Regions from separate parts of the Homo sapiens genome. Here region 2 is linked to region 1. A link is a loop called in an ENCODE intact Hi-C map of the cell type or tissue named here. Cell type or tissue: K562. All regions are shown on one strand. Links, peaks and the distances in the headings refer to the core of each region. The heading gives the core; the rest is flanking DNA. Region 1 holds the start of OR2H2 (olfactory receptor family 2 subfamily H member 2). Region 2 holds the start of OR10C1 (olfactory receptor family 10 subfamily C member 1).

What was found. A loop is a pair of places that touch in the nucleus more often than their neighbours do. Peaks named below come from ENCODE experiments on the same cell type or tissue, not always from the same donor. Only the 100,000 strongest peaks of a DNase experiment are listed, where the experiment ranks them.
Region 2: a loop joins it to region 1, with 8 times the contacts of the local background. A loop is called at or near these places in 5 of 110 quality-filtered maps.

Annotation. Positions count from the first base shown.
Region 1 is chr6:29,580,982-29,597,197 of GRCh38, forward strand. OR2H2 (olfactory receptor family 2 subfamily H member 2) reads left to right here and starts at 4,140. Exons shown (of 2, transcript NM_007160.4): 1 at 4,140-4,369; 2 at 6,689-9,519. The coding sequence starts at 6,964. The coding sequence ends at 7,902. It overlaps SNORD32B (small nucleolar RNA, C/D box 32B), which reads left to right and starts at 1,271; the gene lies at 1,271-1,347. It also overlaps the pseudogene RPL13AP. RefSeq lists an enhancer at 13,818-14,325. In K562, for the core only: a CTCF peak has its summit at 8,650 (motif pointing left); a DNase peak (open chromatin) is centred at 8,670; H3K27me3 peaks cover 947 bases.
Region 2 is chr6:29,432,973-29,449,188 of GRCh38, forward strand. The region is part of intron 1 of OR11A1 (olfactory receptor family 11 subfamily A member 1); the gene reads right to left. OR10C1 (olfactory receptor family 10 subfamily C member 1) reads left to right here and starts at 6,334. Exons shown (of 1, transcript NM_013941.4): 1 at 6,334-8,005. The coding sequence starts at 7,044. The coding sequence ends at 7,982. LOC105379641 (a long non-coding RNA gene) reads right to left here. Exons shown (of 2, transcript XR_002956335.1): 2 at 9,531-9,599. RefSeq lists enhancers at 7,502-8,002, 14,668-15,204. In K562, for the core only: a CTCF peak has its summit at 3,936; a DNase peak (open chromatin) is centred at 3,940; H3K27me3 peaks cover 1,073 bases.

The sequences.
Region 1 (16,216 bases), core at 4,828-12,827:
ACTGATGCAGGATATACGACTTCTCTCTTACAACTGATGATGTTGCAACCACTAGACCTCATCACTTGATTGATTTGACAGGACCCAGCTCATGATGGACAGTTGTAGCCTAATAGCCATTTGATGTCTCATGATCAGGAGCTCTGTCTCTAGTAAGGCCCAAGAGCAAGCTAGGACTTGTTTCCTAATGGGGTTTACTTTCCTGCAGCAGACAGCATAGATTTGATGAAGAACCCCAGGGATCTATGTTGTGATTTTCCTTTCAAGGCTTGCCCAAAATGCCACACTGTATCTTTTCCCACCACTGATACCTTTAGTGCCCCAGAGTCTATTGAGTCACATGACCAAAGCACTACCACACGGCTGATATGACAGCTTAGAACAGCTGCGGACCCCAGGTCTGCTCTGGGCTTCAGTCAGTCGCTAGTAAACTGTTCCATGTGGTATTCCCATGAGTGTGGAATATGTTTCCTCTAGATCCTAAATAGGACAACCAAGCATTCTCTACCCTGGAGAAGAGGAAGGAGAAGACCAAGATTCACTGCTGGAAGAAGAAAACAGCCTATGAGGCTACAGAAACAGGCAGAAAAGAACGTGGAGAAGAAAACTGACAAATACACACAGTTCTCCTCAAGACCTATGGACTCCTGGTCTGAGCCTAATAAAGACTGTTTATTCCAAAAAACACCTCTGTATTATAAATTCTTCTGTGTAATAGTGTGTTACTGTGCATCTCTTTCCAATTCTGCATTACTGGTGTTAAGTGTGAAATGCAATAATGTGTTCTTACTTTAGAGGGATGTCCTGGCACAAAGTCTAAAAACTTCAAAGATGTGGAGGATGCTGAATCTTCACAGGGTGTATTTCCCACTCTCTGGAGTGCATTTGTCTTACCAGTGCCGCCAATATGCTTGCCCTCATGGCTCATTCTGTTTGGTTAATAAGATATTGTTGATACAGTGGAACGATGTCATGTTTTGTGGAATGTCCAGAAGGTCCACGTCCAGTGGTGTGCTGCATGCAGCTAGCTCATACTGCCTCATGGAGCCAACTGTTAAATTTTCAGAAATTGTGCAAACCAGTTGTTAAACATGACTATTATTTTAAAATAAGTTATTTTAAGGCATAGGTAACAAATCCCTAAGCTCTTCATTTTCTAGGTATTTAACTATCTTATCATATTTTCCATACTCTTCTGGTTATTTATATCTGTTATGTCTATATAATAAAGATACTAAATAATGTTGTCTGTATAATAAAAATATTCTGGATTGGTGATGAGCAACAATCACCATCTTTCGTTTGAGTCTCATGGCCATGAGACCAACCCCATGCACTGCTCTGAGACCTGCCAGCCACTCCCATTCCTGGGGTGCGGTCCTCCTGGTTCAGAAGTGATTTTCCATTAGGCTATCTTTTAATTTAAACATGAACTCTGCTGTGCCCATCACTGTCTGTGTGCAGTCACAGGTAGAGGGAGAGCCTTCAGATGGCACCCTCAGCACTTCCCAACCCTTTCCTTCCCTCTAGGCCAGAAGGTGGTGGTCGTACAATGCGAGAGCATCAACATTTCTGGCAAGTTCTACAGAAACAAGTTGAAGTACCTGGGCTTTCTCCGCAAGCGGATGAACACCTTCTGGAGGCCCTGCCATTTCTCGGCCCTAGCCGCATCTTCTGGTGGATGGTGCAAGGCCCACTGCCCCACAAGACTCACCAAGGCCAGGCCGCCCTCAACCACCTCAAGGTGTCTGACGGCATTCCACCGCCCCATGACAAGAAAAAGCTTTGGTGGTTCCTGCTGCCCTCAAGCTTGTGTGTCTGAAGCCTACAAGAAAATTTGTCCGCCTGGACACCGAGCTTATGAAGTTAGCTGGAAGTACCAGGCAGTGACAGCCACCCTGAAGAAGAGGAAGGAGAAGGCCAAGATCCACTACCAGAAGAAGAAACAGCTTATGAGGCTACAGAAATAGGTGGAAAAGAACATGAAAAAGAAAACTGACAAATACACACAGGTCTCCTCAAGATCCATGGACTTCTGGTCTGAGCCTAATAAAGACTGTTTGTTTATTCCTCAAAAACAAACAAACAAAAAAAAACCCTCTGTATTATAAATTATTCTGTGTAATGGTGTGTTACCATACATTTCTCTACAACTCTGCATTTTCAGTAATCTCACATTGACAGTTTAAAATTGGCCATGGTGAGAATATTTACACTGCAGAAATCAGCAAATGATGTAAATCAAGGCTTTTTTGCCTGGACTTGCAGCACATCCATGTCCCATTGGACCCTATTATGACGGGAGAGTTTTAACATGGTACTGAAGCAAAAATGTAAATGTAAATGTACACTTATATCCATACCTGTAAATTCAAACTGCCTTTGGTCTTTCTTCCTGATAGTATTTGAAAAGAACACATTCAGCCAGGCACGGTGGCTCACGTCTGTAATCCCAGCATTTTGGGAGGCTGAGGCAGGCAGATCACGAGGTCAGGAGTTAAAGACCAGTCTGATCAATATGGTGAAACCCTGTCTCTACTAAAAATACAAAAATTAGCCAGGCGTGGTGGCATTTGCCTGTAGTCCCAGCTACTCAGGAGGCTGAGGCAGGAGAATCGCTCGAACCCGGGAGGGGGAGGTTGCAGTGAGCCAAGATCATGCCATTGCACTCCAGCCTGGGCAACAGTGAGATTCCATCTCAAAAAGAAAAGAAAAGAACACATTATTCACCAGATTAATAGCCATATAACATGGACCTGAAACCGTGCTAATCAGGCACAACAGCTGTAATTACAGCTATTTCTTGGTTGAGTTTGTGCTAGTCTGGTCATCTTTCAAGTTGCATCTGATATTTGTAGTGACCAGACTGGTGAATTAAATGTGAAATATGATAGAAACAAACCCCCGCACCCTTTAAAGGTGGCCTCAATCAGCCATTTCCCTTGAATTGTGATATTGTTCTTGATTCACTGTCTTTGCGGTAAGAGGTGTAGATTCAGGGCTTCCACTTCAATCTGTAGCTCGTACTCCACAGACTAAAGAACTATGTGGGGATTCTGCCAATGGCCAAGCATGTGCATTCCAGTTACAGATTTAGAGACTGCAGAAATGACTACTGGGTAGATCCATGGACCTAGTACATGCCATTTATTAGCTGATCTCATAGGCTCCCTTTCTAATGGAAGAGAAGCATAACGATTCAGTTATATGAAGATTGGCTAAATGTTCTAAGTACTCTCCAAACCCAGAGCTTTATAATTCTCTGTTACTACAGTGTGCTCCATCTCAGAATAACTAAATAGAAAAGGAGGAAGCTGAGAACTTTAAAAACTGAGGTCCTGAATAGATGAATCATAAGCCTGAGAGGACTATCAGGATGCCCGGGACTCACTGGAGGTGGGAGTAGAGACACTGTCCTTTTTCTTCCTGTTGACAGAAAGAAGCAATGAGTGACCTCTTTTACCTACCACAGTGATGACTATTGTTGGCATATTTCCTATAGATATTCCCCTGCCCCTTTTACCATAATTTGTGGCTAATGAATTGTCTGTGGGCTATGGACCCTAGAGTCTCAGCAGAATTAATGAGCTCTTTCCCTCCGTGGGATCCCTCTACCACCATACCATGTCAACATTTCTACCTCCAATGCCACTAAAACAGAGGCACACCTCTGCCTAGACTGAGGGGGAAAATTGTTGGCAAAGAACTCAATGGCAAAGAACTCGATGGCAAAGAACTCGATGGCAAAGAACTCAATGGCAAAGTTCTGACCTTGGCTTCATCCTCCCTGCAGAGATTTGGTGGGCTTTGGTTGGTGCAAACCCTCTACAGTTAGCAGATTTGGGTTCAAACATCAGCTCTGGTGCTTACTAACTATACTGCCTTGGGAAAGTTATTTATATTTCTTTGTTTCAACTTCTTCATATTGGAAGGAAGAGAATAATATGTAGAGTTGTGAAGGATAATCAGCAGTGTAGAGTAAATGTTTAATAAACAACTTGGTTGGTGGCAGATGGGGAGAGCCCTAATTTGTAGTGTTTGCCAATTTTCATAGTGTAAATATTCCTGCCATGGCTGTCTCAAGCCACTGATGGTTTAATAACTGTCTCACAAAATTCCTAAAAATTTACTAATCAAGAGATAATCTGAGCCAGCTCCAGCTCATCACACACATGTGTGCTTAGAAAAGTGCCAGATGGTCAGCATTAGCAATCCCTATTGTGACCAGAGATGCAGTTGCCCATTCAAGGATGCCCATTCCTTTTTATTTTTTTGTTTCTTCCTGATGTACAAGTGGAGGCTGGGCACCAGTTAAGAGCTCTGTCATGGGGAATTGCTGGTACCAGAAGAGATTTTTATTTGATTGAAGGTAAGCAGAACCTTTGCTCTTTGGCTGTGAGATATCAGTTTCCGCCTATCCTCAACACTGGAGGACCAGATTTGGAGTTAAACTTACTCTAAAATCCTAGTCCTAGCACTTATTGACTAGGTAACCTTCTACAAGTCTCTTGTCCCGTCTGTGACTGTTCACTTTTTGGTAAAATTGGGATAATTTTATCTCTTTGTAGGGTCACTGTGAGAACCAGATGTTCAGGGAGTTGTTTATCACCATGCTTTGATGGTAGCTACTAACAGCAAGGGTAGCTCATGGTCACTAGACTATCATAAACCCCTTTCAAAGGACCTCCCAACTCCTTCCCCAGCTCCTAACACAATGCTGGCACTTTGGGGCTCAAGAAATGAATAAATGCGTAGACCAATGCATGAATATTTCAGAAGGAAAAGGAGTAGGAGAAAAATAATGAGAGTGGAAAAGACAGAGAACAAAGAGGGAAAGGGAAACAGTCACTAAGAAAGGTGTAATCTAAAGAGATTCAGCGATATAGCAGAGAAAGGAAAGGAATGAAATGCCAAGATAATGACAAAGTTAGAAATGTAGAAAATTAATTAGGATGACACATGATGGATAAATAAGAAACAATTGGCTATTGTTTAAGGTTACATGCAAAGAATTTTATATTACAAAGAAAACAAAGGAGGGGGCGGCAGCCAATGAGCATGAGGTTTCTTTTGGGAGTAATGAAATATTCTGGAAGTAAATGGTGTTGGTTGCACAACTTGTGAATATACTTTAAACCACTAAATTACACACTTCAAAAGGGCGAATTTTATGGTACGTTAAATACATCTCAAAAAATGAAAGCGAAGGCATAATTAAAAATTTAGAGGCCAGGCACAGTGACTCATGCCTGTAATCCCAGCACTTTGGGAGGCCGAGGCAGGCAGATCACCTGAGGTCAGGAGTCTGAGACCAGCCTGGCCAACATGGCGAAACCCCGTCTCTACTAAAAATACAAAAATTAGCTAGGCATGGTCTTGAGTGCCTGTAATCCCCGCTACTTGGGAGGCTGAGGCAGGAGAATAGCTTGAGCCCAGGAGGTGGAAGTTGCAGTGAGCAGAGATCGTGCCATTGCACTCCAGCCTGGGCTATAAAACGTGACTCTAAAAAAAAAAAAAAAAAAAAAAAATTAGAATGGTGGTGACATCTTGAGGGGTGACAAATTGAGAAAATTGAGAGATCAGGGAGGGGCACACAGAAGCTTCTAAGATACTTGAAACATTTGCTCAGTTCCTTAACCTAGTTGTTTAAATATGTAACAATATTTTGAAAATTAAAAATATATTTTAAGTGAGAAAAGAATAATGGGAAAAACAGGAAGAAGACAGAGACAATGGCAGAGAGTCCTGGCAAAAAGGGAGATGTGATAGAGCTTAATACAAGATGGGGACCCTGTAAGAGGAAGACATTCCTGCCATCCTCTGAGCTCCATGGCACGTTTGTGGTGTGGCCCACCATCTCATCTCCTCCCCTCATGGCCTTCCTAAGGTCCTGTAAGACCCTGAGTCCTTGTCTCTGACCTGCCAGAGTGGCTTCAGTCTCCCACCCCCAGCCCTCAACTGACCTTCTATGCCCCAATACATCTCTATTTTAAGGAAAAAGTCCAGTCACCTCCTCTAGGAAGCTTTCCCTGATATACCCAACCAAATTGGTCAGTCATCCTACAGAACCTTTACTCTCATTCACCCAGTACATTGGTGTTACTGGCCTTTAAATTTTGGACTCTCTTTTTGGTGGTGTCTGAAAGACTACAAGATTTAGGGAGAGTGATTCTTGGAGTCTTTCGATAATGTTCCTGTGAACCCTGGTGATTTTAACATGCTTGTGGCCACTCTTGCCTCCTACTTGTAAGCTACTCATGGCAAGGACGAAGCATGTGGACCAATTTCCACCCCTCCCTGAAAGTCAGTTGGTTCAGAAACTTAGGTTGCTAAAAAGGCCAGGGCAACCAACCTGATCTCTCTATAAGTAGGGATATCTTAAAACAAAACAAAATCTCTCTCATAGATAAAACACTGTCTCTGATAAGCTTACTTGCAAATGAAAAAATACAAAATAAATGGAATGTACAGAGTTCTATAAAATTCATTCAACCAATAGAGCAATAATTGAGCCTACAGAGACAACTTATCAGAAAATTCATTCAATATACCTTACGAGATCATCCAATAGATAAGAGACAACTCTAGAACAGCATTCAGAACATAGTGGCACTCAATAAATTTCCCCTGAATGAATGAATTAATGAATTAGTGCATATTTTAATCAGCCTCCTTTGCCCTCACCCAGGAAGTCAGAGGCACCAGTGTGAGTATCCATCTGCTGTCCAGTACATTCATGGATTCCTCACTCTCACTAGACAATGTTTGACCAGGAAGAACAGGGAATGAGAAGGAGCTGCTGGATGGTGATGAGCCTTGGAAAGGGAGGCTGGGCGAGCAGAGACAGAAGAGAAACACCTACCTGCTGTGACCTCACAAACACCCAGGCTGAGTTTTGATAAGACAGGTTGAATCACACTGGAGTGACAGCCTCATCCCTCCAGGTACAAACAAGAACAGGCCATGGTTAACCAAAGCTCCACACCGGGCTTCCTCCTTCTGGGCTTCTCTGAACACCCAGGGCTGGAAAGGACTCTCTTCGTGGTTGTCCTCACTTCCTACCTCCTAACCCTAGTGGGCAACACACTCATCATCCTGCTGTCTGCGCTGGACCCCAAGCTCCACTCTCCAATGTACTTTTTCCTCTCCAACCTCTCCTTCTTGGACCTCTGTTTCACCACGAGTTGTGTTCCCCAAATGCTGGTCAACCTCTGGGGCCCAAAGAAGACCATCAGCTTCCTGGACTGCTCTGTCCAGATCTTCATCTTCCTGTCCCTGGGGACAACTGAGTGCATCCTCTTGACAGTGATGGCTTTTGATCGCTACGTGGCTGTCTGCCAGCCCCTCCACTATGCCACCATCATCCACCCCCGCCTGTGCTGGCAGCTGGCATCTGTGGCCTGGGTCATTGGGCTAGTGGAGTCAGTGGTCCAGACACCATCCACCCTGCACCTGCCCTTCTGCCCCGATCGGCAGGTGGATGATTTTGTCTGTGAGGTCCCAGCTCTAATTCGACTCTCCTGTGAAGACACCTCCTACAATGAGATCCAGGTGGCTGTTGCCAGTGTCTTCATCTTGGTTGTGCCTCTCAGCCTCATCCTTGTCTCTTACGGAGCCATTACCTGGGCAGTGCTGAGGATTAACTCTGCAAAAGGGCGGAGGAAAGCTTTTGGGACCTGCTCCTCCCATCTCACTGTGGTCACCCTCTTCTACAGCTCAGTCATTGCTGTCTACCTCCAGCCCAAAAATCCCTATGCCCAAGAGAGGGGCAAGTTCTTTGGTCTCTTCTATGCAGTGGGCACTCCTTCACTTAACCCTCTCATATACACCCTGAGGAACAAGGAGGTAACCAGGGCATTCAGGAGATTGCTGGGGAAGGAAATGGGGCTCACACAAAGCTGAGGGAGAGCTGCTTAATGTGCTTTAAAAGAGAGGAGATTCTATGTGCTTTTATCAGAAAGTTTGAGTTCCCTGCCCCTCTGCCTTCTTCACACCCATTACATTGTGGGAATGGATGAAAGCCACATGTCTGTGTGTGTGCATGTATGTGTGCAAGAGACAGCGACTGAAATGTAGTAAAGGGAGGTATCTTTATGCGAAAAATTATAGGCATCAAGTATATTTTATATTTTTTTCTACTTTAAGTCTTCGCCTCCATAGTCATGTTCCTACCTTTATCACTTCCATTTTTAATTCCCCTCCCTTGCCATATCCCCACTATTCCTTCACCTCCAATTCTAATTCCTACCATATCTTCTTTGCTTCTCCCTCATGTTTTTCCCACTTCACTATATGTCTGTTTTGTATTCTCATTCTATTTTATTCCTCAAATAACAGCAAAAGAGAAGGGGAAGCTGAAGCCCAGCTAAGTTCGGAAACTCACCCAAGAACACACAGTGTCCACAGCATCAGAACTAAAATCCAGGCCCCATAATTTTCAGTCAGGCAACTCTCAAATACACACTGTTGCTTTCACACCATAATCAAATATCCCAGTATTTCAGGCTTGAGCCTTACAAAGGAAACTTAGCTTCTTCAGTCCTATTTCTTCTCTTACAATGCCCACAAATCGCAGGTAAAGGAGCAGCCAAAAAGACACAAAAATATCTTCATGTTTAGGCTGGCACATTGTGGACCTTGGTGTCATCTACCGGCCAAATATGGTATTGCATGTGACATCCCAGACTTCTGCTCCAGGGTCATCCGAACTGTACTTTGCTCAAAGACATAGATATGGTTATGATACTATAAGCATTTATGTAATTGTTATGTTAACCCAAGTAACACTTAAAGTACAGATGCTCCTTGACTTATAATGATGTTACCTCCCAAAAAACCTATCATATACTGAAAATATTGTAAGTTGAATATGCATTTCATACACCTAACCTACCAAACATCATAGCTTAGCCTAGCCTACCTTAAACATACTCAGAACACTTACATTAGCCTACAGTTCAGCAAAATCCTCAATACAAAGTCTATTTTATAATAAAGTTTTGAATATCTCATGTAATTTACTGAATACTGTACTAAAAGTGAAAAAACAGAATGGTTATATTGGTACTCAAAGTACGGTTTCTACTGAATGTATCTCTTTTGCATTATTATAAAGTCAAAAAATGGTCAAAGTCAGGAACCCCCTGCAATTTACACATATTGACTTATTTAACCCTTATAACAACACTATGAAGCAGATAATATTATTATCCTTTTTCAGAGGTAAAAACTAAAACACAGAATTTATGTTACCACTTGCAAATGTGCAAGACAGGATTTGAACCCAGGAAAACTGGCTCCAGACTCCTTGCTCTTAACCTTGCCTTTTGGTAAAAATAATGCCTCCCAGGCCCAGGTGAAAAGCTTCAACTTCTCAACAAGCTTTGAGGAAATCATTTCAATCTAAAACTATATCTAAATGATCCCCCAGCCGAAGGGGTTTCACTTCCTTAAAATAAGAGTTTTTCAAATACTTCAAAGCATAAGAAACAACAGAACAATAAAACTTTTGGAAAAAGTTGTGTTACAGTTCATTGTGTGTGTGTTTCTGGCTTAGTTCACCCACTAGATTTCAGGCTCTCAGAAGGCAAGGACCAGAATTTTGCATAAAATTGGCACCCAGTTTTATAAATGTATAAGTGAATGAATGAATGAATGAATGAATCTTACTCTCCAAAGAGAATATATAAAAGGTTCTGGGGTTCCAATCCCACATACGCTGTCTCCCAGCTTTTCCCTGGCAAGGGCAGCAATACCAAATTCCCTTTTGAGTACACGCCGATAAAATAAGAAAAAGGAAAATCTTAGTTTTATTTCTAGTTCCAACATAAAATGATTTTGATTCAACATTTATCCTGGCATCAGCACAGAACAGCAACATTAATTCTATTATAATCCTAATCTTTATCCTAGCCATCCTTGTGTTAATCTTATTGTCTCCTTGACCTCGTTATTAGAGCATATTCTAATCTTAATGTAGAGCCCCCATTTTATATTTAATAATCCTAATCAGTCAGGCGCAGTGGCTCACACCTATAATCCCAGCACTTTAGGAGGCCAAGGCGGGCGGATCACGAGGTCAGGAGTTCGAGACCAGCCTGACCAACATGGTGAAACCCTGTCTCTACTAAAAATACAAAAAAAAAACTAGCCTGGCGTGGTGGCGTGCTCCTGTAATCCCAGCTACTTAGGAGGCTAAGGCAGGAGAACCTGGGAGGCGGAGGTTGCAGTGAGCCGAGATCATGCCACTGCACTCCAGCCAGGGCGACACAGTGAGACTCTATCTCAAATAATCATAATCATAATCATAATCTCAGCCCTACAGGTAAGGCTAAGCTTAATTCCACTTTTCAAATCACTGTAGTAAGACCTTTTTTTCATGACCCCCTCTATCTGCTTTCTCTTACTGGCACCTAGAAATGTCTACACTTTTCTCCTGTTTATCATCTCCCTACAGCCAGAGGCTATAATGTTTGTATATAGTAAAATCGTTTCTAGACTGACTCTAGGGGAAATGCAACAGAGAATTAAATAAAGCAGTCTAAAAGAATCTGCTTTGTTGAATAAATGGTTTAACATAGGACTTAGGACTAACATCTCTTATCCTAAATTCATTGTTTCCATGTGACAGTCATCTATTGGATACTCTGTGAGAAAATCCAATATAAAGTTACTCAGTCACAACCCCCACAATGTCCAGTGAAAATAGGGATGGTCAGGCACATAGTGCCAGCATACATGACAGTTACACAACTGAATTGGAGCAAATAAGAGTCTACAGGAATACAGAATTAAAGAATAATGTGTGTGAGTGCTTGGAGCGGCAGTGATCATGGAAGCCTCTTAGAGGTTTGAACCACAGAAGAGTAAACAAAATAAGAAGTATTTGCTGACTGTGTAGAAATGAGATGATGCAAAGACCCCCTTTTTAGGGGCTTGGGGACTCCTAAGCATGGAAATAAAGCAAAATCCTGTGTTTCTTCAAGGAAAATTCCAGGCACCTAGCTGGCTCTGAGAAATAAGTAGCAACTTGAAAAGCAACAAGGTAATAGCAGCCTAAGACAATAGCCAAGGAAGTTAAGCGTTCTGAATAGGTTTGCTTTCCTCATAGAAACTAAAGATAACCTCTTAACATATGTCTCTGCGTTGTCTCTCAGAAACTCGGAACCCCACCAAATGAATCTGCTGGCATAGACCTCAGAGGACAGGAAAATGACTGAACTTTATAACCATCATCCTTTGTTCTAAGTTTCTTCCTGAGGAGCTTGGAGAAAGTAACACCTTCTAGGCAGTTAACATTTTTCTACTGGACCCCAAATTTTTAAACAAAGGTTCTCTTCCTTAACTAATTGCAAATTTGGGGTTTTTTTGTTTTTGTTTGAGACAGGCTTTTGCTCTGTTACTTAGGCCAGAATGCAGTTGCAGTCGTAGCTCACTGCAGCTTAACCACCCAGGCTCAAGCAATTCTCCTGCCTCAGCCTCTAATTAAAAAAAATTTTGTGTGTGTAGATACAGAGTCTTGTTATGTTTCGCAGGCTGGTCTCAAACTCTTGGCCTTAAGGGATCCTCTCTCCTTGGCCTCCCAAAGTGCTGGGATTACAAGCATGACCCACACCTGGCCAGAAAAATCTTTGAATCTACCTATAACCTGTAAGTCCCTGATTCAAGATATCCCACCCTTTTAGATCAAAACCAATGTGGAGGCCGGGCACGGTGGCTCACAGCTGTAATCCCAGCCCTTTGGGAAGCAATGTGGGCGGATCATGAGGTCAGATCAAGACCATCCTGGCTAACACGGTGAAACCCCATCTCTACAAAAAATACAAAAAAAAAAATTAGCCAGGCGTGGTGGTGGGTGCCTATAGTCCTAGCTACTCGGGAGGCTGAGGCAGGAGAATGGCATGATCCTGGGAGGCAGAGCTTGCAGTGAGCCAAGATCACACAGCTGCACTCCAGCCTGGGCAACCGAGCAAGACTCCATCTCAAAAAAAAATGTGGAACCTCTATGCACTGATTTCCAATGTTCCTTGTAGCTTCTGCTTTTCTGAAATTTACCCCTGCCTTTTTTTGTTTCCTGTTTTTTGAGACAGGGTCTTGCCGTGTTGTCCAGGCTGGAGTGCAGTGGCATAATCATGGCTCAGTGCAGCCTCAACCTCCTGGATTCAAGGGATCCTCTCACCTCAGCCTTCTGAGTGGCTGGGAGTACAGGCATATGCCACCATATTTGGCTAATTTTTTTATTTCTTGTAGAGTTGGGGTCTCACTTTGTTGCCCAGGCTGTTCTTGAACTCCTAGGTTCAAGTGATCTTCCTGCCTCAGCCTCTCAAAGTGCTGGGATTACAGGTGTGAGCCACTGCACACTGCCTTACCCCTGCCTTTAAAAACCCATGTTACAATAGTTAGTCAGACACGAGCAGGGCAGGAAAGGGCCTCCTTCCCCACCAGGAATGTCAGGCAACCATCAGGTGATAGGCGGTTGTTAAGCTGTCTCTCTAAAATAATCATTGGTCACAGCCTGTGCCAGGGAAAAACAGTCTCCCAATAAATAGAAAAACCTGAAACTAAGATCTCAGGAGTTGGGCAAGTGGGCTCATGCATGGGCACTAAGGGAGAAATGACAGCATTTAACTGGTTTATAACCTTATAGGAACACTCCCTGGTAAGGGAAGAATGCCTCAAGTCAGCATGCATACTACTCCAGTAAACATACCGTGCATGCAGCCCCTCCCAAGCACTAGCAGGCCACTGTACATGCAGACAGCCCACCCCAAGGGAAGATTCAGGGGAGAAGGGACCCTGGAACCCTGCCAACATATAAAACCCTAAGTCAAGGTCAAAACCACGCACTTGATCTCTCAAGTTGCCTGCTTGGCCCCCTTCCAAGTTGGCTTTACTTTATTTTGTTCCTGCTGTAAAGCTTTTTAATAAACTTTTACTCCTGTTCTAAAATTTGCTTCGGTCTCTTACTCTGCTTTATGCCCCTCAGTCAGATTCTTTCTTCTGAGGAGGCAAAAATTGAGGTTGCTGCAGACCTGTACAGATTCGCAGCTGCTAACATATTTTCATGCCATGTAACTCTGATACATTCTGCCGCTAATACCCTTGCCTGCAAGACATCAGGGAGGCCAGGACTTGAGTGTTTAGCTGCCTGGTCCTCCCTGCGTAGTGTCCTGCAACAAATGCCTTTCTTTCTATTGGTGCAATCCTTGGTGTAAGTATCTGGTTTTATTGCACCAGGCAAGCAGACCCCAGTTTGGTTCTATAACAGAAAAGGCTAAAGACAAAAATAAGCATGTTGTGCATTAAGATAGGGAGATGTGGGGGAAGGAGTTACACCGAGGAGCAAAATGATTAAGCAGGAAGGTAGAGATTATTTCAGAAAGATACAGAAGCTACTGAATTGAATACAACCAGAAAAAAAAAAAAAAAAAAGGATCCCTTACAGATGTTTCAAACCTACATGATTTAGGTCTCCTGAGGGCAGGCACTTAACTATTCATTCTAACATGACATGTGAGTTGGAAGCCTTAAAGGAACATTATTCAAGAACCTCGTCTCTACTAAAAATATGAAGTCTCTAATAAAAATTAAAAAGTCTCTACTAAAAATACAAATAATAATAATAATAATAATAGCCAGGGCTGGTGGCAGGTGCCTGTAAACCCCTTGCTTGGGAAGCTGAGGTAGGAGAACCACTTGAACCCAGGAGGCGGAGGTTTCGGTGAACCGAGATCACGCCACTGCATTCCAGCCTGGGAGTTAGAGTGAGACTCCATCTCAAAAAAATAATAATAAAATAAAATAAACCTCAAACGTCTGAAGGGCTCACCGAATCATGAATAGATGCTTATGTGTAGGGCCCAGCCCTGTCTTATCCTTCTATCTCCCAGGGAAGGGGAAACCTTCTGGCTCCTCCTATGCAGAATTAATCGCTCACCCTTGAAGGGTACCAGTATATGCCACCTCAAACTATCTTTAGCATGTGGATTATTTTGAGCTAACAATTGAAAATCATCAGACTAGTGAATGCTGTAAAACAGGATACAAGTTTTCCTTTTGTAAATAAATTCACATCTGTAAAGGTACAACTCTTACTAATGGAGAAGACATCAGTTTAAATCTACATAACAAACCTTTTCTATCTGTAAAGGTACAACTCTACTAATGGAGAAGACAGTTTAAATCCACATAACAAACCTTACTAAACCACTTTGTTCCATATTTTCCTGGTCACTTTCCCATAACTTGCCTGCCCATCTACCACTCACCCAGAAGCCCCAAACTCCTTTTCCTTTACCTAGCCAAGATGTTATACAGTTGCTAAGAACAACACGATTTGAACTCCATGGATTCACTCACACATGATTTTTTTCAGTAAGTATATTGAAAATTTTTGGAGATTTGTGACAATTTGAAAAAACTCACAAACCACATAGCTTAGAAGCACTGGAAAAATTAATGGGCCAGGTGCTGTGGCACATGCCTGTAATCTCAGAACTTTGGGAGGCCAAGATGGATGCATTGCTTGAGCTCAGGAGTTGGAGACCAGCCTGGGTAACATGGGGAAACCCCATCTCTGCAAAAAAAAAAAAAATTAACTGGGCATGGTGGCACGCACCTGTAGTCCCAGTTACTAGGGAGGCTGAGGTGGGAGGATCTCTTGAGCCCAGGTGGTTGAGGCTGCAGTGAGCTGTGATTGCACCACCTCACTCCAGCCTCAATTAAAAAAATAAATAGGGCTGGGCACGGTGGCTCACGCCTGTAATCCCAGCACTTTGGGAGGCCGAGGCAGGTGAATCACGAGGTCAGGCAATCGAGACCATCCTGGCTAACACGGTGAAACCCCGTCTCTACTTAAAAAATACAAAAAATTAGCCAGGCGTGGTGGCACACACCTGTGATCTCAGCTACTTGGGAGGCTGAGGCAGGAGAAACGCTTAAACTCAGGAGGCGGAGGTTGCAGTGAGCCGAGATGGTGCCACTGCACTCCAACCTGGGCGACAAAGACTCCATCTCAAATAAATAAATAAATAAATAAGAGAAAAGTATGTCATGTGTAAACCAAAAATAAAATTCTAAGCCCCCTAACTGACAGGAAGAAAGGTAAGACATGCCAATGATACCCTCCTTCCTCTGGAGTTTAGGGACAACTGACCAGCATTAACATTACAATAGAGATCATAAGACTGACAAAAGATTCTCTGTAGCAATAAAATAGTCAACTCCAACCTGACTCTGATACAGCATCACACCACAGATAGCAGGCCCTGAAGGAAATCAAAGTATTTTACCCCAAAATATACTTATTTGACATTTTGAAATGACTCTGCAAAGCCATTTCTTGTCATGGGGATTTGCATTTTGTAGAGAATCCCCTTCCCCTTCCAGGTCTTTTTCTGATCCAGGAGGGATTTTACTAATGAGTCTGACATCTTTTAAGGTGCGATAAGAAACATTTACCATCTATTCTTTCTGAGGCCTGGAAGCTTCATCTACGTAACAAGAATCTTTGCTTCCACAAACATCTCCCCCAACGCCACCTCCACGCCCCCTTAACTCAAGCATTTCTTTCTGCTGACTTCAACTCTTTAGGCAGGGCTTAACTTTTTCAACCAATTGGCAATCAGAAAATCTGAATCCCCCTATGACCTGTGAGCTCCCTTGCTTCGAGATGTCCCGCCTTTCTGAGCTGAACCAATATATACCTTACATGTATTGATTTATGTCTTTGTCAGCAACTTCTGGCTCCCTAAAATGTATGAAACCAAGCTGTAACCCAACCACCTTGGGCACATGTTCTCAGGAACTCCTCAGAATGGCTCAGAATAAACCTCTTCAAATATTTTACAAATTTTACTTTTTTCATCAACAAATAAATGTATAAAATATATGTAGATACTACCAAAAAATATACACAAATCTACTATAAAAACCAAAAATTTGGCCAGGCACTTAGGGAGGCTAGGTGGGCAGATTGCTTGAATCCAGGAGTTCATGACCAATCCGAGCAATATGGTAAAACCCCATCTCTACTAAAAATACAAAAAATTTGTCCGGCATGGTGGCATGTATCTGCAGTCCCAGCTACCCAGGAGGCTGAGGTAGGAGGATCACCTGAGCCTAGGAGGTTGAGGCTGAAGTGAGCCAAGATCACGCCACTGCACTCCAGCCTGGGCAACAGAGTGAGACCATGTCTCAAAAAATAAATAAAATTTAT
Region 2 (16,216 bases), core at 779-8,778, 150 kb before region 1:
GCTAAAAGGTAAGTATATGTGTCTTGAAAAGAAAACTTTTGGAAAAATGTAGCATTTTTTAGTTAGCCTACATTATTATGATTTTTAATTGACAAATTAAAATTGTATATATTTATGATGTATAACATGATGTTTTGACATATGTATACATCATGGAATGACAAAATCAAGCTAATTTACATGAACCATTACCTCACATACTTATCATGTTTTTGTGATGAGAACACTCAGATCTACTCTTTTAGCAATTTTCACATATACAATTCATTAATTATAGTCACCCTTTCATATAATAGATCTCTTGAATTATCTCTCTTGTCTAACTGTAATTTTTGTAACCTTTGACCAATATCTTCTCAATTTTCTCCCTTTCTTCCAGCCCCTGGTAACCACCATTCTATTCTCTGTTTCTGTGAGTTTGACTTTGTAGATTTCATGTAGAAGGGAGACCATGAGGTATTTGTCCTTCTGTGCCTGACTTATTTCAGTTAATATAAGGTCCTCCAGATTCATCCATGTTGTTGCAAACAACAGAATTTCCTTCTTCTTTAAGGCTGAATAGTATTCCACTATGCATATATACCACATTTTCTCTATCCATTCATCTGCTGAGGGATGCTTAGGTTTATTCCACATCTTGGCTATTGTGAATAATACTACAATGAATATGAAAGTGTAGATCTCTCTTCTTATTTCCTTTGAATATATACACAGACAAGGGATTGCTGGGTCATACAACGGTTCTATTTTTAATTTTTTCAGAATTTTTCAGAAACCTCCACAGTGTATTTAATGACTGTACTAATTTACGCTTCCACCAAAAGTGTATGAGTTCTCCTTTTCCACATTTTCATCAACATTTATCTCTTATCTTTTCTGTAGTAGGCATTCTAACAAGTGTGAGGTGATATCTTATTGTGAATTTAATTTGTATTTCCCTGATGACTAGTGATGTTGAGCATTTTTTCTTGTACCTGTTTGTCATTTGTACGTCTTCTTTTGAGAAATGTCTATTCAGGTGCTTAGCTCATTTTAAAATTGAGTTATTTGTTTCCTTGTTATTGATTTGTTTAAGTTCCTTATATAGCTTGAATTTTAGCCACTTACATGTATCATTTACAAATATTTTCTCTCAACCTGTGGGTTGTCTTTTCACTCTATTGTTTCCTTTGCTGCGGAGAAATGTTTTAATTTGATGCAATCCCATTTGTTTACTTTTGGTTTTGCTGTCTGTGATTTGAGGATCATATACAAGAAATCTTGCCCATACCAACGTCATGGAACTTTTCTCCTATATTTTCTTCTAATAGTTTTACAGTTTGCAGTCATATGTTTAAGTCATTAATCCATTTTGAGTTAATTCTCATATATTGAGTGTCATAAGGATCCAATTTCATTCTTCTGCATGTGGATATTCAGTTTTCCAACATCATTTATTAAAAAGACTTTTCTTTCACCGTTTCATGTTCTGTTTATATGATCATATGGTTTTATCTTTAATTCTGTTAATGTTATGTATCACATTTATTGATTTGTGTGTTGAACCATCCTTGCATCTCAGAGCTAAATCTCACTTGATCATGGTGAAAGATCCTTTTAGTATACTGTTAAATTTGGTTTGATAGAGAAACACAACTTCAGAGATAATTCAAGTTTAAGATGGGAAAGTCTGACTAATCTTAATTCTTACAGATATTTTAGCAAACTTTTTGTCAAAATACATTTTATGGACTTTTTAAGGTCATCAGTTCAGACCACAGTCCCATGGATAAAGACAAGGATCTGTGGGGAGTAGATGTTTGTATTGTTAATCACCCTGGTGAGAGGTTAATCCTGGGGTATAAATGAAGTCTCCAAAAGTAGGTGATATATTAGCATGAAAAATACATTTCTACCTTCCCTTGTGTCCTGGGGTCAATTTGGCCTAAACTGCAAGACGTGAAAAGATTATAAGTAGTTCCAAATGAAATGAAATATACCCTTGGCCACATAAATTACCTAGTGGAATTCAAGTGTGTGTGGATCAGTATAACAGCATATAATTCTCTGCACTACATTTACTTTCCACTAAGTTAGAACTACAGTAAATTATTCTATAAGCTACAACTTGATATATGTTGTACTAGGAGAATTCTAAGAGGGCCTGTGGCCTTGCTTAGAAAAAGCAGGTACAGGGGACAGTGGTTGCTGTTCCCACAGCCAGGGTGGAGAAAGCAATGTCAACCACTGCAAAGGATGACAAAATAAAAAGAGTCAGTCAGCTCTCACAGAGCAGCAGCTTGAAGGCACAGAAAAGACACAAGAGAGGAAGGACCAGAGGAGACATTCCTGAACACATCTTGCAAACTCTCAGAAGTGACTATGGGATGCTTCACGGGGGCTAACTTCAAGCTCAAGTTTGACAACCATTTATGTTGTTTGGCTTTGGTCACATATATATCCTATTTTGTATCAGTAATTCCAGTTGGAAAAGAAACCACACATTTCCATGAGTCTCCCATGTTACTAAAATATTTCATAAGCTCGAGCTCAGTGATGTTTTCTGATTATTTGTTCCTTAGACTCCAGCCTAGGCATCCAAGGCAATCTGAATCCATAGAAACTTTAATAACAGTACATCATGGACCTAACCCAAAATATTGTTCAATCTCTTATCTTTGAAAACTTCTTGAGGATTAACAATATATTTTAATACAAAAGAGATAGTATTCAACCCAGCAGGATTTTACAAAAACAAATTATAGCTCTTTGTGGTTTCTGTTAGAGATTTACATAGTCTTACCATTTAGATTTCTTCTTCACTAGACTACGAATTAGAAGTAAATATTATCCAGGGCAGATGGTGTATCCTATTCATCTTTGTATCCCAAGAATATTTTAGCTGTGTCATAAATGATTAGTGAATAAGTAGCAATGCATGAATGCATGAATGAAAAAATAAAAATGGTCACTTGATTCATAATCCCTGGCCTTCTAAAAATATATTAACACAATGTCCGGTTGAAAAGAAAGTTCCAAACATTCCACCAGTAGACATGACTAGCAATAGAGTTGACCTTCATTATTTGTGGATTCAGTATTTGCAAAGTCACCTGCTCCCTAACATCTATTTTTAACCCCTAGCTCAATACTCACAGCACCTTCGCAGTCGTTCATGGACAAGTGCATGAACACAGTGACAAAAAGTTTGAGACACACTGTATGCATCCCCACCTGATGCTGAGCAAGGAAACGCTCTGTCCTCTTGTTTCAGCTATTATACTGTAAACAAGTGTCCTTTTCATGATTTCCTGATTTGCTGAATGCCATATTTTTCACATTTTTTGTTTGTTTTTTGGTGATTTCATAATTCAAAATAGCCCCAAATGTAGCGCTGAAGTGCTGTCCCATGCTCCTGAGCACAAAAATGTTGCAATGGATCTTACGGAGAAAATGCATTTGCTAGATAAGCTCTGTTCAGGCATGTGTTATAGGGCTGTTGGCTGTGGGTTCAACGTTAATGATCAACGATATATATTATATAAGATGTGTTTAAACAGAAACACACTTACAATAAGGTTATTTATTGATCAGGTGACAAAAATGTGACCAAAAACTCATAGGAATCTAACCCTGCATCTCCCCTAAAGCAAGGAATTATTTAATATTTGCTCCTACAGGGTTCAAGGCAACTTTATAGAATGCAACTGCAGTGAATAATAAGAATCAGCTGTGTCTGCATTTTAAAGATGAGAAATATGAGTCTCATTAAAATGAAGTGAATTGTACAAAGTTATAGAATAGGTTAGTCATAGAGCCAGCATTAAAACCCTGGCCTAGTTCAGTGCTCTGTCAGCTGTATCTTCAGTTCTGAAAATGCAATAAGAAAAGATAAAATACGGAATTCAGTCGGCCAGTGGCCCGCAATCCTCTTCTCTCGGTTCCTCTTTCCTCGCTCAAGATGGCGCTGCTCGCGAAGCGTTCTTGGCGTTGGGCGGCCGCAGCGGCTGCTTTCGAAAAGCGCCAGCACAATGAGATACCATCTCACACCAGCTAGAATGCCGATCATTAAAAAGTCAGGAAACGACAGGTGCTGGAGAGGATGTGGAGAAATAGGAACACTTTTACGCTGTTGGTGGGACTGTAAACTAGTTCAACCATTGTGGAAGTCAGTGTGGCGATTCCTCAGGGATCTAGAACTAGAAATACCATTTGACCCAGCAATCCCATTACTGGGTATATACCCAAAGGATTATAAATCATGCTGCTATAAAGACACATGCACATGTATGTTTATTGTGGCACTATTCACAATAGCAAAGACTTGGAACCAACACAAATGTCCAACAATGATAGACTGGATTAAGAAAATGTGGCACATACACACCATGGAATACTATGCAGCCATTCTGCATCTTTCTAATGACAAGAATATTCTCCAGCATAACCACAATACTATTATTACACCCAAGGGAATTAACATTGAACCAATAATATAAAACCCATATTCAACTTTCCCACTTGTTCCAAATCTTTTTTATAGTTGTTTTTATTTTGTTTTGTTGATGACGTAGGATCCAGTCAAAAATCATGAATGACATTTTATTGCCATGGCTTTTGGTCTTCTTCAATCTGGAACGATGTCATCTCCCATCTTTGCTTTGTCTTTAAAGACATGGATATTTTTTAAGAGTTTGTGTCAGTTGTCTATAGAATATGCCACAATATGGATTTGTCTGACTGTTTTCTTATACTCCAATTAAACATTTTTAGCAATAATACTACATAGGTTACACTAAGAGTGGACAAATAGCAATCCAAATTATTCTACTCCATTCTGTTCCCTGTAACATTAATGGCATCATCTTCAGCCATAACAGGGCTACACTCTGGGAGTAGATGACTGATGAGCTGAGAGAAAACAGATTCCTGAGGAATTCTGGATCAGAGCAGCCATATTTCCCTGAACTACAAATCTTTAGACATTTAAGTGAGAGATAAATTTTCATTCTCTTTGAGCCATTGGCATTTCCATTACTTTCAGCCAAATCTAATAAATAAATGAAATGATAAAATATAAAGGAGTCAGAAGAAAACTAAGTACGAAATCCAGTTTATGTAAACCCTGAACTTCTAGTTATATAAATTAATAAGTAAATTTATTACTTAAACCCGTTGGAGTTGGGGCTTGTTATAATGGTTGGTATGTCTTGAAAACATTCTATTTGACACACAGCTTTTATCACATCTATGAAAATGTATAAAAACACAGAAGAAACAAATCAAATAATAGATACCAATGATAAAAATGCAAAGAAAGATTTGTATAATAAATGAAAAAGAAATCAAAGCAAGAAAAATTAGTGACAATTGTATAAGAAAATGACATTTAGCACCTCAATTAGGTCAAAACATGTTTATTTCTCTTTTATATTATTAGTTACCTGTAGAATCAATAAAACCTGCAAGGGACCCTATAAATAGTTATCAAATAAATTGATTACTGGATTATATCAATATACATAAGAAGGGTAAAATTGCATTATTACTTTTTGTAGATGTACTAGAACATCTACAGTGATGGGAAAAAATCATGAGAAAAAAGAAGAAAATTAAAATGGTTGAACCAGAGATATGGGAGAACTAAGAGAAACCAATAGCTCTGGATATATTCTTTGAAATGTTCTTAACAGGTCATTCTGTATTTCTTGCAATCTAAGAAACAGATTCAAAATAACAGATTAATTGGTTTTGTGAAGCATTCTCCCCATTGGAAAGCCAAGAATGCTTGGAGACTCAGATCCTCAGAGAGCTTAAAGAGAGACAACAAACCTAAGAGAGGCTTCCTCAAGAGGGATCCACTATGTAGATAAAAAAGAAGATAAGCAAGTCACAAATGCCATCTGCCTTCACTGGTTATTTCTCCAAATAGAAAATAGAAAGACACCTTTGAGATAATATCTTCTGGAAAACACTGAAAGAGCCCCCAGAGGAGAATGAACCAAGGGCTCTTCAACTGCAAAAGGATATCAGTGTGTGGACTTGTATTTCTAATACACAACCTTGAATATGGCTGGAATATTGAATTTGTGTATATATTCAAGTGTATCTTTGGGTGTTTATAGTTTTATGTTCAGTGTATTTAGACTTTTACTGTTATCTGTAATAATGCCAATAGAATACATGATTTGCAACTTTAGATAAATCTGGCATCTGGGAATATTAGGCTATTCTTCTGTGCCTGTATTTTGAAATATAATTTGACAGTGTGTGAATTTGTGGAGTTTATGTGTGTAGTTTGGGGATTTTCATGTTTACAATGTAAGAGGACTAAGTTTGAAAGTCTGTAAGATGCAGAAATAAGCAATTAAGGAAGTTCTTGTCATCTTTTGCCTGAGCATGTTTTAAAACTAGAGAAATGCTCACCCCTCTAAATAGTTGAACTGTTTAATGCTATAGGAGCTTAAAAAGAGAGGATCTTTCTCATTTTTTTTCTCCTCCTTGAACACTGTGAAATTTATGGTAAAATGACAGAAAAAGAAGAAAGACTAAGTGAATCTGGTAACTAAAGAAAGAGCTGGAAAAAAGAAAACTAGAGGGCAAGAGGTGATAAGAGAGGTCACCTCTTATCAGACAGGAGACAAGTTGATGGAGAAAAAGATCTGCTATGAGGGAAAATTCTGTCTCCAGCCCTGCAGGAAGAATTGGAAAATCAGAAAAGAGTGAAAAGGGAGCTAGACTGACTTAATCTTCAGCCCAGGTAAAACTGGAAAGACAGTTTAACATGTTCTTTAGAATGATAGGCACTATCAGGAAGAGATGAAGTCAGGGATTCAGGCTCAGAGAGACAAATACTCATCCAGGATCCCAAGAGTGAGCAAGGGTGGAATATGGACTCCAGGCAAGGCTGCCTAATTTCAAAGTCCATGATATTCTAATAGAAAGGGAGATCTAGTGCTGCGATCAGATGCAGAGAGAGGTCATCTTTGCCCATTTCACGATTCCATAGTTGTGATTTTTCCTTGCCATTTCTTTTGTCTTCCAGTCAAAGGTATGCAGGCAGGATGAGTGCAAACACCTCCATGGTGACTGAGTTTCTTCTTCTCGGCTTCTCCCACCTGGCCGACCTCCAGGGCTTGCTCTTCTCTGTCTTTCTCACTATCTACCTGCTGACCGTGGCAGGCAATTTCCTCATTGTGGTGCTGGTCTCCACTGATGCTGCCCTCCAGTCCCCTATGTACTTCTTCCTGCGCACCCTCTCGGCCTTGGAGATTGGCTATACGTCTGTCACGGTCCCCCTGCTACTTCACCACCTCCTTACTGGCCGGCGCCACATCTCTCGCTCTGGATGTGCTCTCCAGATGTTCTTCTTCCTCTTCTTTGGCGCCACGGAGTGCTGCCTCCTGGCAGCCATGGCCTATGACCGCTATGCAGCCATCTGTGAACCCCTCCGCTACCCACTGCTGCTGAGCCACCGGGTGTGTCTACAGCTAGCTGGGTCGGCGTGGGCCTGTGGGGTGCTGGTGGGGCTGGGCCACACCCCTTTCATCTTCTCTTTGCCCTTCTGCGGCCCCAATACCATCCCGCAGTTCTTCTGTGAGATCCAGCCTGTCCTGCAGCTGGTATGTGGAGACACCTCGCTTAATGAACTGCAGATTATCCTGGCAACAGCCCTCCTCATCCTCTGCCCCTTTGGCCTCATCCTGGGCTCCTACGGGCGTATCCTCGTTACCATCTTCCGGATCCCATCTGTTGCGGGCCGCCGCAAGGCCTTCTCCACCTGCTCCTCCCACCTGATCATGGTCTCCCTCTTCTATGGCACCGCACTCTTTATCTATATTCGCCCTAAGGCCAGCTACGATCCGGCCACTGACCCTCTGGTGTCCCTCTTCTATGCTGTGGTCACCCCCATCCTCAACCCCATCATCTACAGCCTGCGGAACACAGAGGTCAAAGCTGCCCTAAAGAGAACCATCCAGAAAACGGTGCCTATGGAGATTTGAAAAGGGGGCGATAGTGACTTCTGTGCAGTGCTCTGAGTCAGTCCCAAATACCTAAGGATCAAAGAGTCTCCCTTAAGGTCTTTCTTCACATTAGGGGAGGGCCAGCCTGTCAGAAAGACAAACTTATCTTTGAAAAGCTACCGTAGTCAAATGCGCTCCTCAGACCCTCACAACACATACATATTCTATTCCGCTTTCTGTTGCAAGAAACAAGAAACCCAGGATGGAGGATCAATTTCAGAAGCAGAGCAAGTTGACAACCAGGGATAAAGTTACAAAATATTATCCTTATCAGACTAGCAAGGTAATAAAATTTTCAGCCACAACAATGATCCTTAAAGTCATTTGACATTTGTACGTCCTAGGTAAGGCATTTGTTTCTTGGGTGGTACTACTGGTTAGTACCTTAGCAAACATAATTATACCTAATTAAATCTACTACCAGCTAAAGACAGATTCCTCAAGAAGTAAGGAGTGGCCACAAAAGTTTCAATGAAGGTAAGTTCTTATGGAAATTCATATGCCGCAGAGGTTAAGAGAACAGATTCTGATGTCAGACAGACTTAAAGTCAAGTCTTATTTTTTCCAGCTAGTTAGCTAAGTGATCACAGGTGAATGATATAATCTCTCTGAGCCTTAATTTTTTTAAATTTTATTTTAGATTCAAGGGTACATGTGCAGGTTTGTTATATAGGTAAATTTCACCTCACAGTGATTATTTAGTCACCCAGGTAATAAGCATAGTACCTGATAAGCAGTTTATTGATCCTCACCCTTCTTCTATCCTCCACCCTCAATTATGTCCTGGTATCTGTTGTTCCTTTCTTTGTGTTCATGTGTACTCAGTGTTAGGTCCCACTTTTAAGTGAGAATATATGGTATTTGGTTTTCTGTTCCTGTGTTAGTTTGCTTAGAATAATGACCTCCAGTTCCATCCATGTTGCTGCAAAGGACATAATCTGTTTGTTTTTTGTTTTGTTCTGTTTTGTTTTTATGTGAGCCTTAATTTTCTTATCTATAAAGTTGCGGTAACAACAGAGTCTAATTCATTGGGTTTTTGTGAGGATTTGTAGACTTGCAAACAATCAAGCTTAATATCTGGCACAAAATAGTATCTTGATAGATGTTTTTGTTAGCAAGTCAGACAGGTCAGCGCAAAGGCTAATGTTTGGCTCACATGGGGTGACTTTGCTGGGAAGAGAAGGGTATTCTTGAAATATCAGTGGCATTGGAACCCACAAGAGACCCAGAGGAAGGTGGAAGAAGAGGCTCTATACATCACTGTTAACAGAAACTGCTACCCAGCACAGATATGAGCCAAAAACTACCAAGACACGGAAGAGCAAATATAAGGGCTATGATATGCAGGAGAGTCAGTGAACTGCAGAACAAATAAGTGGAATAAGCTGAGAGGGTGAATCAAAAACAGCCATCTCCAAGAGGCAAGTATTTATTAATAATTAAAAGTGCAATCTACATACTTTATATCATTCCAACACTTTATTCAAATGCAACAGTATTTATTGCAAACTTTCTATGTGCCTATTGCTCTTTGGCACTGTGGAGAATATCAAGTACATACAGGGTGGTGATTCTGTCCAGAGAGCACTTGCTGTCCTGTTAAGAAAGCACTGATTCTCATGAAACTATCAGAGAACAGTTTGCAAAGTAAGAAAACACTCAAAATGTAAAGCGAAAAGACAAAGGTGTTACTCCCTGTCCCCACCCCCCAAAAGGGGTTGTGTGGCCTTCCTCAAACTCATTTTATCAATGTGGAAAACCTCACAACTACTGCTCTTCAATTGAACAAAACTGCAATAGCGAGGAACAGCATTTAAGAAGGGTTGCCTAAAGGATTGTCAAAACAGCTTTTCCTCTGATAATTTAAAATCTAAATCTTATCCCCAAGCTAAAGCAGATGAGCACAGAGCTACACATTTAAAATGCTGAAATATTTCCACTTCCTACATATCTCCATCAACTCATCTTTCCTAGAACTGGTCTTGCTAAAGAGTGTTTTGGCATTAAGCCATTGGTTTACATTGAGAAAGATTACAAGAAGCAACATTATGAAACTCTCAGAGGGATCATTTTTCTCATATCTCAGTGATAGGAATCACTGTATTTTTCCTGTCATATAAGCAATAACATTTCCTCACAGTTTTATGGAAGTACAATTGGCATATGACAAATTGTACATGTTTAAGTGTGCAATTTGATAAGTTTTGACCCATGTATGCACCATGACATTATAGGCGCAATCACGAAATGAACATATCCAGCCCCCGTGCTCCCTCACACTCCATTGTAATCTCTCTCTTTCACCCCTCCCTGCACTCCTCATTCCCAAGCAACCTCTGATCTGCTTCCCAGCACTATATTTTTCTTTTTTCAGAGTTTTATATAAATGAAATTATAAAATATGTACTCTTTTTAGTCTGACTTATATTTGGAGATTTGGCCATGTTGTGGTGTGTACAGCAGCCATTCCTTTTCATTTCTGAGTGATACTCCATTGTATAGATATGACATAATTTGTTCATCCATTCACCTGCTGAAGGAAATTTGGGTTGTTTTCACAATTTTTTATTTATTCACCTGCTAAAGGAAGTTCAGGTTGTTTCCAGTTTTTGGTTCATAGAATGAAGGTTCTATGAACATTTGTGTACAAAGTCTTTGTATGCTTTCATTTCTCTGGGGTAAATACATAGATGTGAAATGGCTGCATCACATGGGAAGTGTATGTTTAATTTTTTAAGAAATTAAGTAATCACTTTTCCTCTTAACATGACAGCTAGCAAGTTTCCACCTGAATTTGTAACTCATCTCCAGGAAATGTGCAATTCCTCACGATATATTTTTGAGATATCTAGTTTCTGGTCTCACTTGCTGTTGTTGTTGTTGTTCTATTCTACCTTTTTCTTTGTCCAGTCTCTCTCATCCTTATTTTCTGTACATTTATGTAACCCAGCACATTAGTCTTTCTGGAGCAAGACTTAGAGCCACCAATCAGTAATTAAAAAAAAAAAAATAGACAGGGGAAAGTATTGAATGGAAAATCCCTGGTTATATGGTTTGGCTCTATGTCCCCACCCAAATCTCATCTTGTAGCTCCCATAATTCCCATGTGTTGTGGGAGGGACCTGGTGAGAGATGATTGAATTATGGGGGTGGATGTTTCCTGTGCTGTTCTTGTGATAGTGAATGGGTCTCACATGATCTGATGGTTTTAGAAATGGGAGCTGCCCTACACAAGCTCTCATTTTTCCTGCTACTATCCATGTAAGATGTGATTTGCTCCTCCTTGCCTTCCACCATGATTGTGAGGCCTCCCCAGTCATGTGGAACTGTAAGTCCAATAAACCTCTTTGTTTTGTAAATTGCCCAGCCTTGGGTAAGTCTTTATCAGCAGTGTGAAAACAGACTAATACACCTTGGTAAAGATTGAAGACATGGGTTGTGATCTCTACTCCGTTACTAAAACTTTACAGGACCTAGAGCAAACTCTTTGCATCATCTTTTTGGTTTTCAATTTCATCATCAATAAACATAAAGGCTAAATCAAATGAGCTCTGGATTGAGTTCCAGATCCACTATTCTGTGCTTATTTGTCCCAAGGACTATATGCTTCTTATAGCTGATACTCTCACAAAGAACCAGAAGGAAGATTGCAGCAAATGCTCTTTCTCCACCATAGATAGCTACCAAGGGACCTTGAACTACATTAATCCTGGGCAATATAAGCACAGTCATTGGTTTTCAAGACAAACACCACTCAAAAGCTAGGGAGAGTCCATCAGTGATCCCCATATTGAGTCTTCCCCCACTGTATTCTACCTTCCTGAACCTCACATCTCCCTTACTCACACCTGCCATTGCCCCTGAGCAAAACTTGACCTGCTTCTTGAAATCCCACTGCTCTGTCCCTAATATTTCCTCCTACCAACCTTTCTCCCTGACACTCCCTTCCTCAACTTCCCTAATCCCATGGGACCCACTCACTATAGTGCACCCCAGCTCCTGATGGTATCTGCTACCAGAAGTATCCTCATTCTTTCTTTCTTTTTTTTTGACAGGATTTTACTCTTGTTGCCCAGGCTAGAGTGCAGTGGCACGATCTTGGCTCACTGCAACCTCTGCCTTCTGGTTTCAAGCGATTCTCCTGCCTCAGCCTCCTGAGTAGCTGGGATTACAGGAGCCTACCACCATGCCCAGCTAATTTATGTATTTTTAGTAGAGACGGGGTTTCACCATGTTGGCCAGGCTGGTCTCGAACTTCTGACCTCATGATCCACCTGCCTTGGCCTCCCAAAGAGCTGGGATTACAGGCGTGAGCCACTGTGCCCAGCCAGTATCCTCATTCTTTAGCTTTGCAGAACTGAAGTAAGAAGTGACTGTGGCATCAGGGAGGGAGGGTAGAAGTCAGATGGAAGGGAAGGGAGAAGGAGAGAAAGAAGAAACAGAGGCAGGCTGAAGAACTGAGCAGAGAAAAGAGAAAGAACAAAAAAGACCTCAGAGGAAGACTCACCGGCTCACAAGGAAAGCCATCTCTGTGCATCCCAGGCCAATCTCTTCACAGGGCTTGGAGAAACCTCCCAACCAGAGCTCACTCCCACAGTCTATGCTCACTGCTTCCCTGCATCAGCTCCTCCTGTGGCAGCATGGTCCCCCTGCGTTTCTGCTCCCCACTGAGCTCTCTGGGATTCACAAATCAGTGCCCTAGGGAGGGCTTGGAGAGCCTAGCACGTGGGGATCTTACACAGGGGCCAGGAAAGGGATGTAGGACTCAGGAAGAGACACTGAACAAAGGCTGTGGCTCAGTCCTGGAAATGGGAGCGTGTGCTTGTCCATTGCCAGCCTCTCTGCCTCTCTAGGTTGTGTGCCCTCACTGGCCTTAACTCTTTCCAGTCAGGGAAGACTAGGAAAGAGTTGGAAGAGGAAATATTGTAGAAGAAAGAAGAGAACTCAGGTACATCAGGGCCACCAAGAAACAGGGGCTCTGGGTCTCCCAGGGACATAAGGAGAAGGATTAGGAGCTGACCAGGCTTGCTACACAAAAGATTCCAGGGTTGATCCTCTGAGAGTTGAGAAAAACAGAAAGTGGGATCTCAGTGCAAACTTCAAGCTTCAAAGATGCCACCCATCATCTATTCAACTTTTTTTTTCTTTTGGCTAACCCTTTACACTTCTTTCAAGTCTGCGAATAATTATCAAGTTCCCACAGTGTGCCTTATTCTACATAGTGCTGGCAATCTGGTCAACTTCCTTTGTATTTCTCCTCTGCTCAGCTTTTCAGTGGATCCTCTTCATTCTCCTTCATTCTCACTGCAGCCCAGACCCACTTCCTCCCTTCCCTGAGCTTCCCTTGCCTATCTCCCTCCTCATCACCCAATCCCATTTCCTGCAAGAAGAGGCAATATTATTAATCTGTCTCATCTACCATAACCACCACCTGGTTTGTGCAATAGCATTTTCTGGATGTTTCCTCTCCTGGCAGCCAGGACTGACAATGTCACCTGCCAGGGGCCTGGAAAGCCAAGCCACAACCTTCTTAACCAATTAGAGGCACTGCAGAGAAGCAGCAGGAGTCAGGGCACTTGCACCCAAGAATGATAGATATATTTATTCACCACATATGTATGGATATAGTTAGAGAAACAAGCCTCAAGGCACAACGATTGACTGAGGTTAGACATTCGGCCACTTGAGAGAATGAGGAGGTGGAAGCACAGAAGTTAAAAGTCATCTCTCTCCCATTTGCTTCAACCTCAGCATGCCTGAAAAAAACATGGTTGATAATATACCAGTCAGTGACCAAGCCCTAATGAAATGACTGACTTACCAATACTGACTTCTCAGGAGGCTGATTTAGAGCCAAAGTAACTGCTGAGTTCTGAATAAGCAGCACACCTGGTCTGCATAATAAGATCCATTTTGCAATCACCCTCTTCAGAAAGCCAAATAATAGGTCAAAAGGTGGTTTAGAACCCAAGCAGCGGAAATAACACAGTTGAGGACTCTGTCGACCATAGGCACCCTGATGGACCTAAATAAATTACTCAACTTTTCACGAGAATATTTTACCTAATAACTGGAACTTATCATCCAGAACAATGTTTTCTGCCTCTTTGTTTTTCAGTTCATGATATTCCTGTGGACTGGCTTTACTCCTAATTTCCGACCCCAATAAGATCCTGGTCTAGTTCTTGGTATCTAGACCTAATTCCCCATTTGCATAAAAGAATACAAATGATAAACATAGAAACCCTGACCATCCTTGACTCCAAGGGTAAAAATACTGCCCTAGGCAATCATGATGCCTCTTATTTACTGCCTTTCAAATAGAAACTTTCTAAAGCAGCCATTGGGAAATAGTTCATTTTTGCAATGGACCACAGATACCTATACACATTGGGCTTATCATTTTGATCTTTATTCAGCTCCTAAAAATAGTCAATTTGAAAAATGGGGTTTGCATTGACAGTTTTATATTATTGATGCCAATTTGGAATTTTATACTTGATAATATTTATTTGTTGAATGAATTTGAACGAGTGGTAGAAGACTCTTCTGGCTGGAGCACTTTTAAGTCTTGCACTAGCATGGGTCTGGAAATGAACTGAAGGAGGACTAGAGATAAGTACAGGGGTGCGTCCCAATTGTGAATGAGAATGCAGGCCATATACTCTTTGGAGAATCACCATTATGGGCCCTCTGGCAGTATAAATGAGGCCATTGTAGAGTTATTCTTCTGTATTATCCAAAGAGAGGACCTAAAACAAATTAGTGAAATAAATACTGTAGGATTTCTGCTAGATGATGAGGCTTTTAATTCTTCCTGTTTCTGGGATGGCCTGGCTGGGCCTCCTTAGGAACTCAGCTCATTCCCCATTCCTCCTTGACACTGGATATGCATTCTTTGCATTCCTTGGCTTTCTCTCTGGTGTTCTATAGAAAGTAAATGAGTCACAGTTCCTTCAGTTCTTTCTTTTAGCCAGTCTATAGCACTCTACTGGTCATCAAAAAAGATCCAAAAGTGATCAACATGACCCTTTCTTTTTTTTTTTTTTTTTTTTTTTTGAGAAGGAGTCTAGCTCTGTCGCCCAGGCTGGAGTACAGTGGTGTGATCTCGGCTCACTGCAACCTCCGCCTCCTGGGTTCAAGCGATTCTCCTGCCTCAGCCTCCCAAGTAGTTGGAACTACAGGTGTGCGCCACCACACCCAGCTAATTTTTGTATTTTTAGTAAAGATGGGGTTTCACCAAGTTGGCCAGGATGGTCTCGATCTCTTGACCTCATGATCTGCCCACCTCGGCCTCCCAAAGTGCTGGGATTACAGGCGTGAGCCACCACACCCAGCCACACGACCCTTTCTAAGGAAGTGAAGATGGCACATGGAGACCAAGTACAGAAAGGACTACTGGGGGTCTTGGATGGCCCTCCAATGCTGTTGTCTCTCCAGTTCCTCTTGGATAATTCTGGTGTCCATGAATTATTATGTTGCCACATTTGGATGCCCCATAAGGGTCACTTGAGAAAATCATGAAATCTGGGAAAGGAAGGGCAAGTCATAGAATCCTGCCACTATAGAATAATGTCTGACAACCAAGTGATACATTCTGTTTAAGTAGGCACCAAACTGTCGGCAAAAGCCCCATTTTCGAGTTGGCCAGTTCTGGCAATTTTCTGTGTCCATTCTGCATGCCACTCAACTCCTCTAATGAATTCTTATTCCTTTTCAAGCCTTCTGTATTCCTTCTTATCATACTGGACACTTTGACCTCTGGTGTCCTAGAACTCCTGCTTCCCATGACTTCCATCTCCAATTCCAATAAACACCTTCTTTTTAAAAATTTCCTGATATTACCCAGTAGCTCTCATCCCTATTTCCCTTTGAAGTACTCATGTTTTTTATGATCCCTTCTCCCAACACTTTTCTTGCCTTCAATGTATTTTTAATGACTGGTGACCTCTTACCTCTCCTTCTTTTACTTTAACCTCTAACTTCTCCTAATCAATATGCCTTAAAACTCTTTCAGTGAAGGCAAAATGATGAAGAAAGTAGAAATATCAGTGGTTTCCAGAGGTTACAGCAGGAGTATGGGGTCAGAGAAGGAATGATGAATAGAAAGCACAGAGAACCTTGGGGCAGTCACACTATTCTGTATGTACTAGGATTCACTTGTCCAAACACATAGAATATATAGTACCAAGAGTGAGTCCTGAAGTAAACAA